Linked DNA regions of Homo sapiens: region 1 is linked to region 2. A link is an interaction called in ENCODE POLR2A ChIA-PET data of the cell type or tissue named here. Cell type or tissue: PC-9. All regions are shown on one strand. Region 1 has its middle 34 kb from the start of IL6. Region 2 overlaps STEAP1B-AS1 (STEAP1B antisense RNA 1).

What was found. Peaks named below come from ENCODE experiments on the same cell type or tissue, not always from the same donor. Only the 100,000 strongest peaks of a DNase experiment are listed, where the experiment ranks them.
Region 1: POLR2A ChIA-PET joins it to region 2 with 25 read pairs; 5 of 35 experiments call an interaction of 5 or more read pairs at or near these places.

The regions. Positions count from the first base shown.
Region 1 is chr7:22,690,895-22,694,894 of GRCh38, forward strand. No RefSeq gene overlaps it. Among named protein-coding and RNA genes, the nearest start is that of IL6, 34 kb to the right of the region's middle. In PC-9, no CTCF peak of the experiment used is centred here; no DNase peak of the experiment used is centred here.
Region 2 is chr7:22,563,541-22,567,540 of GRCh38, forward strand. STEAP1B-AS1 (STEAP1B antisense RNA 1) reads left to right here. Exons shown (of 4, transcript NR_038393.1): 2 at 1,426-1,612. Among named protein-coding and RNA genes, the nearest start is that of STEAP1B-AS1, 2.2 kb to the left of the region's middle. RefSeq lists an enhancer at 1-323. In PC-9, no CTCF peak of the experiment used is centred here; DNase peaks (open chromatin) are centred at 581, 1,241, 1,851, 3,211 and 2 weaker places; H3K4me3 peaks cover 1,950 bases; H3K27ac peaks cover 3,132 bases.

The DNA of each region.
Region 1 (4,000 bases), 130 kb after region 2:
AGGATTCACTAAGAAATTATCTATCCACTCTTACAAATCATTTAGAAAGACAGCAGGCCAAAGAAAAACAAAGGACATCAACATAAAGGGGACACTATACACGTGATGCTCAATATCCACGAATAACAGTAAAAGAGTGAGGACTAAAAAATGAATAATATTCAATGTTGATCAAAGCGTGGAGAAGCATCTATTGTTTGTGGGAGTATAAACCAGTGCAATTTCTCATAAGAGAAATTTGATAGACCTATCAAAACTGTAAATGCACATACCCTTTGTCCCAGAAATCTCACTTCTGGATATTTATCTTGCAGATTTAATATGGCATAGATCCATATTCAGAGATATTCATTAAAGCAATATTTGAAATAGCAAAAAAATCTGGAAACAATTTAAGTATCCATCAAAAAGAGAGACTGATTATAGCAATCATGGTAACTTCACATCGTAAAGTATTATGTAGTTCCTTAAAAAGATCAGGAAACCAGTCATAAATATATTTTAATTACATTGTATTTCATAGTCATATACGGGAACTTATTTTAAAAGTCAAATGACATTAAGATTCTTAAAATGAAATATCATAATTCCCTGTTCTCCTCCCCAGTTCCCTGGTTCCTTCCCCAGAAACACTCTTGTCTCACTATCTTAGCTGTGATATCTTCTGGCATTTACTCATCACCTTATTTCTAAACCAGTACTGTTGTTTCTGGGACACATGTGATTTTATTTATTTAAATGAATTTTTTGGCAAATACAAAATATAGAAGTATAATACAAGCCACATATGTAATTTTAAATTTTCTGGTAGCCACATTTAAAATAATTAAAAGAAATAGGTCCAGGAATGGTGGCTCACGTCTGTAATCCCAGAACTTTGGGAGGCAGAGCCTAGCAGATCAGTCGAGGCCAGGAATTTGAGACCAGCCTGGCCATCATGGCGAAACCCCATCTCTACAGAAAATACAAAAATTAGCCAAGCGTGGTGGTGCACGCCTATAATCCCAGCTACTCAGGTGGCTGAGGCACAAGAATAGTTTGAACCCAGGAGGCAGAGATTACAGTGAGCCAAGATTGTGGCACTGTACTCCAGCCTGGGTGACAGAGTGAGTCTCTGTCTGAAAAAAAAAAAAGAAAAAAGAAATAGGTAAAATGAACTTTAATAAAATCTTTTATTCAATCTAATACATTCAAAATATATCATTGCAACATGTAATCAATATAAATATTCTTTTTTTTTTTTTTTTTTTTTTTTGAGACAAGGTTTCATTTTGCTGCCCAGGCTGGAGTGCAGTGGCATGAACATGTCTCACTGCAATCCTGGGCTCAAGCAATCCTCCAGCCTCAGCCTCCCATGCAGCTGAGACTATAGGCACATGCCACCAGGTCCTGCTATTTTTTTTTTATTTTTTGTAGGTACAGGATCTCACTTTGTTGCCCAGGATGGTCTCGAAATCTTGGGCTTAAGCAATCCTTCTGCCTCAGCCTGCCAAAGTGCTGGGATTACAGGCATGAGCCACTGTGCCCAGGTAAAAATTCTTAATGAGATATTTTATGTTCTTTTTTTTTCTTCTTTACTAAATCTTCAAAATTCAGTGAGTAGTACACACGAACAACATATCTCAATTTGGACCAGCCACATTTCTAGTGCTCAGTAGTCACATATGGCTATTGAAGCTAGTGACAATCATATTGGATAACACAGCTCTAAACAGAATTCTGCTGTTTTTTGATTCATTATTGACTTCCTACAATGGGTAAATGATGGTCTAGCTCTCCTAGGACTGTACTTTCTCTTTATGACTTTATAATACATTATATTTTTTGATTAACTATTCAGTATTTGCATTATATTCCCATGCAAATATTAATCACAGCAAGCATTGCAGTGTGCTATGAAAGTGTTTATTCTTGTTTCTTTTCCCTGAATTTAATAATTGCCATTTTTTAAGCTTATCTTGAGAATCTTTATACCTATTATATTAACTCTTCCACACCAGCAAATGGCCTTTCAGTGCAGTGTTCCGCTAGTCAGTCCCATCAATTTATCAATTTCCAATGGTCTCCCCTCTTCTACTTGCTTGCTTTATACTCTTTTTTTTGAGACAGGGTCTCACTCTGTTGCCCACGCTGGAGTGCAGTGGCGTGATCTCAGCTCACTGCAACTTCTGCCTCCCAGATTCAGACGAGTCTCCTGCCTCAGCCTCCTGAGCAGCTGGGATTACAGATGTGTGCCACCACAGCTGGCTAATTCTTATATTTTTAGTAGACGGGGCTTCACCATGTTTGCCAGGCTGATCTCAAACTCCTGACTTCAAGTGATCCGATCCACTGGCCTCAGCCTCCAAAGTGCTGGGATTACAGCCATGAGCCACTGCACCTGGTCTGTAACCTCATTCCAATCAAACTAATCTTCTAGTAGTATATGTCTGTACTACCCAAAGTGATGCACAGAGTCAATGCATCCTATCAAAATTCCTACTGAATTTGTGGCCGAATTAGAAAAACACATCCTAAAAATCATATAAAACCTCAAGAGACCCCCAAATAGCAAAAACAATTTTGAAAAAAAAAAAAGACAAATTTGCAGGACTCACAACTCCTGATTTTAAAACATATTACAAATCAACAATAATCAAAATGTCATGGTGCTGACATAAAGACAGATATACAGAGCAATGGAATAGAATAGAGACCCCAGAAATAAACTTTCACATATATGGTCAAATGATCTTTGACAAGGGAACCAAGACCAATCAACGGAAAAGGATAGTCTCTTCAACAAATGGTGCTGTGGAAACAAGATACCTGCCTGCAAAAGAATGAAGTTGGATCAGTATCTTACACTATCTACAAAAATTAACTCAAAATGGATTAAAGATTAAAAATAAGACCCAAAACAATAAAACTCCTAGAAGAAAGGATATGAAAAACAAATTTAAAAAAAACACCACATAATTAAAAGAAAGAAAAGAAACAATAAGAAGAGAAAATTTGGAAAAAAGCTTCATAACACTGGATTTGGCCGTGATTTATTGAATGTAACACCAAAAGCACAGGCAACAAAAGGAAAAATAGGCAAATGGGACTACAACAAACTTTACAACTTTGTGCATCAATGGACACGATCAACATCATGGACAGGTAGACTACAAAATGAAAGAAAATATTTGCAAATCATATATCTGATAAGGGATTAATATCTGGAATGTATAAAGAACTCTTGTAACTCAGCATCAAAAAAATCAAATAACTCAATTTTTTAAGTGACCAAAGAACTCAAACAGACATTTACCAAAGATGACATACAAATGGCCAACAGTCATGGTGCTCAACATCACTAATCAGCAGAGGAATGGAGATCAAAACCACAACGTGATATCACTTCACACCGATTAGAATGGCTACTATAAAAAAATAAATAAGTGTTGCCAAAAATGTGGAGAAATTAGAACCCTTGTATACTGTTGCTGGGATTATAAATGGTGCGACTGCTAAGGAAAACAGTGTGGTGGTTTCTCACAAAATTAAAAATAGTAGTAACATATGATCCAGCAATCCCAGTTCAGAGTATAGATTCAAAATAATTGAAAGCAGAATCTCAAATTGATATTTGCATATCCATATTCACAGCAAGAGTATTCACAATAGCCAAGAGGTGGAAGCAACCTAAATGTCCATCAGTGAATAAAGAGATAATCAAAATATGGTATGTACATACAATGGAATATTATTCAATCTTCACATGGAAGAAAATCTGTCACATGCTGCAAAATGGATTAACCTTGAGGACTTTATGCTAAGTGAAATAAGTCAGTCACCAAAAGCAAATACTCTCTGGATCCACTAACATGAGGTATCTAAAATAGTCAAATTCATGGAAACAGAAAGTAGAATTGTGGTTACCAGGCTAAAGGGAGGGGGCCTAGGAGGTTATCGTTCAATGGGTATAGACTTTCAGTTTTGCAAGATAAAAAAGTTCTAAAGATCTGTTCCACAA
Region 2 (4,000 bases):
AACCACGGGCTTCCCCTTGGGAAGAGGCAGAAAATACACTTCCCAGGTTCTCACTGCCAGCTCTGACAGGCTGAACTGCAGTTGGAGAAGGAAACTGAGGACTGGGCTCCCTTCCTGTCTCCTAAGCCAGGGCAGAGCTGGGCTTCGGGTGATGGCAGGAGACAGAGAAGCAGGTAACTTCCCTGGAGGGAGCTGAGCAGGGCAAGTCCCCTCTTCCAGGGACATTCCAGGCATGACAGAGGTGCACAGGCACAGAAGCCCTGCTGCTTCGGCAAGCTAGGCTGCTCATAGCTGTGTCTACCCCTTCCCGGGACGTGGACTGTGGGGAGTGTCTATTCAGGACCATCTAGAAGAGTTCAGAGCCTTTCAAACTTCTTTTCAACATGCGTTCCTGACTGAGGACACAGCTCAAAGCTGCCTCTCAGGCTTAGAAACACTTCTTAATTTTCACTGTCGAGGGCTAGCTTTGAGTCAGATCCTTTCACCTCATCAAAAAGGGTGTCAGCACACAAGCGCTCCGAAATTACTCGCTTGGCTTTCTGCTCAGGGTGACTGTGGTAAAGAAGTTACAGCCCACAGGCAAACCCCAGTAATTGGCCTTGGCCTGGAGCCACACCTTGGAAGCCATCTCCCAGCGGGAGTGAAAGGACTGTGGGGACAGGGCATCAATGTCTGCCCAAGGCAAAATAGGGCGAACAGTAGCCTGCCTGTGGCACCCTCCCCACCTCTCTTCTAGAGCAGTAACCTTTCATTTTCTCAGCCTCTGCATGGGAAGTCTCATTTAGGCTCCTTAGTTCACCCACACCTTGCTACGACAAACAAAAAATGATAACCATTACAATATATGGAGTCCTTACTACGTGAGCAGCACTGTATAAGGTGTTTTCCATGTATCATCGTGATCTTCACAACAGCTGCTCAAGGAACGCATCATAATGGCCCCTTTGGAGGGAACTACAGGGACCCAGGGAGGCTAAGCTACCCTTTAAGGTAAAACTGGCCAGGCCAGGATTTGAACCCAAGCCAGCCTGACTCAACAGCAAGTGCGGTTTCCCCAACACTATACCATCTACCATTCCCAGACTTCTCAGGCTTAGGCTATGTCTGGTTTCTACGACATCATAAAATAAACATTATTAATTCATGAAGAAGCAAAGGACGTGAGCCATGGGAGTCATTGGGTAGATGAATATTGAATGACTGAATGGACCGGAGCTTCTGTCAGTTCCCTCTCATCCAAAGACTCAGCACCTCCAAGGCTCAGACTCCCAGGGCACTGCTACCTCAGAGATCTCTCCAGGCTCTGCTCACAGGCACTCACCCACTGCCTGACCTTGCAGGCTCCTGGAATTAAGCCATGAGTGGTTTCCTGTCTCTTGACAACATCTACCCAGAACTCAGACTTTGGTTTTCCTTTGTCCCTAGACCACAGCCTGAGGCAGCCAAACCCATTTCCTTGGGGATCCAGCGCAAACCAGAGAGTGTGGACAGGCCGATGGAAGAATGTTGGACCAGCTTTAAGAATGGGCTGTTCTAAGTCATGAATATTGTAGGAAGCAGCTCTAAGGACCACAGGGCTGGAGGGTGCACAGGAAGGGGCCAGTGCATACAGGTGAATGTTGGTTTTATTTTCAAATTTGTGCATCAAGGCTCTATCTACTTTTTTCCCTCTGAAATTAGGAAAATGGAAATAAGACACCCCTAGGAGTGCCACCATAGCATGGCCTAGCATTTTTTCAAATGATCTTTAGATTCAAGGATGATTCGGAGGAAATGGAGATGCTGATTATTTTGTTAAACAAATGCTGCCTGTTTAGAAACCACACACAGACAGCTCATGAAGTGGGAGAATGACTAATTGCTATGGCTAAAATCAACTCCCTTCAGTACTGGACTCACAGGGATCTTTCTCACAAGGCCCAATTATGCAAATTGCTGAGGCAGTCTTTTTTTTTTTTTTCCCCCCCCCTCTCCTCATGGCAGGAAAAAAGAAGCTGTTTCTCTTCCTTAAAACTGTTTTATCTGGCCTGAGTAAGGCACAGAGGCAACTTTCCCCTGGGGTGTGCCTGTGCTTGTGACTGTGGGCAGCAGACAGACCAAGCTGTTTCTCCTCTGCCTGTCTACACCTGTTCTCCACTTGCTCACACCCTGCTCTCTCCTCCTCTAGCAGTGGCTGCTGCTTCCCAGTCTCCACGGCTGCCCCTTCCCAGCATCTTCACACTGAAGGGCCAGTGTGCAGTCCTCCACCCCCTTCTTTCTCTTCCTCCCTTGGTGACTTCATTCAGTCTCTTGGCTTTCAATAGCGCCTGCCTCTGAGGAACCCTGCCCAGACCTCTCTTCTGCACCCCTACCCACATTTCCAAGTCCCGATGCATCCTCTCCATCTTCCTGTCCAACAGCCTCCCCTAACTTCCTAGGTCTAATGTGAAGGGCTGGGTCTTCCCCCAAACGTTTCCACAGGAACCTTTCTGTCTCAGTATTCTGTCTCAGATGCAGGGAACAGCATCCCCATCCTCCCAGGTGCTCCAGCCAAACACCATGGAGTAGTCTTTGACCTTGGTACCCCTCCTCTAATACCCAGGCTATCATCTATTGGGACATCTGCTGGCTTCAAAATATATCCAGAACCAGACTCTTTCTCAATCCCTCCATTACTATTGCTCTCCTCATTTCACTCAAAGTAAAAGCCAAAGTCTCCACAATGGTCTAAAGGCACTACCAGGCACTTTCCCTCTGACCTCACCTCCTACTTCTCTCCTCCTTCTAACTGCTCCAGCCACGCTGGCCACCTGGCTGTTCCCCAGACACACCAGGCACCTCCCCCGACCTTAGGACCTTGGCGCTGGCTATTGCCACCTCCTCAGGACTTTGGTCAAATATCACCTGCCCGCTGAGCCCTGCCTAGTCACCTCCAGGAATCAGACCCCAGAATGAGGAAGCCCTAGATCCCCAAGCTAGTACTCTCAATTCCTTGCCTTCTATATGAACTCATAACTCTATATAGAAGGTTATCACCTTCTAACATACTTGGTAATTTACTTATTTATAATGATTACTATTTATTGCCTGTCTCACTCACAAGAATGTAAACTCCATGAGAGAAAGGTGTTTTGTTTTTCCATTTTGTTCACTATGTATCCCAAAGGACTAGAACAGTTTCTAGGCACACGGTAGGCAGTTGATAAATATTTACTGAATGAATGAACACTACACAAACACCTTGCTGTTTCGTCTGACTGACACCTGGACCCTGAGTAAGGCTTAGATGTGGCTTTCACTCGGGGTGTGCCTGTCCCTGTGGAATCTTAATAAGGGAAAACACCATCCCAGGATTCCCCCTGGGGGAGGCCACTAGCATCCTGCCGACCTTTTTTTTTTTGAAGTAACTTAATTTTTATTTTCATGAATACAAAATAGTTGTACAGATTTCTGAGGTACATGGGATAATTTGATACAACCATACAGTGTATGGCTGAGGTATCCAGCACCTCAAGCATTTATCATTTGCTTGTCTTAAGAGCATTCCAATGCCACTCTTCTCGTTATTTTGAAATATACAATAAATTATTGTTAACTATAGTCATCCTATTGTGACACCAAACACCAGGTCTTACTCCTTCCATCTAACTATATTTTTGTACCCACTAACTAATCTCTCCTTATCTCCCCTCCCCACTACCATTCCCAGCCCCTGATAACCATCATTCTACTCTCTACCTCCATAAGATCAAGGGTTTTGCTCCCACAATATAAGCGATAATGTGATATTTGTCTCACTGCACCTGGCTTATTTCACTTAACAGTGTCCTCCAATTCCATTGACATTGCTGCAAATGACAGGATTTCATTTTTTATGGCTGAATAATATTCCATTATATATATCTGCCACATTTTCTTTGCCTATTCATTCATTGATGAACTTGTAGGTTGATTCCATATCTTGGCTATTGTGAACAGTGCTGCAATAAACATGGGAATGCAAATATCTCTTTGATATACT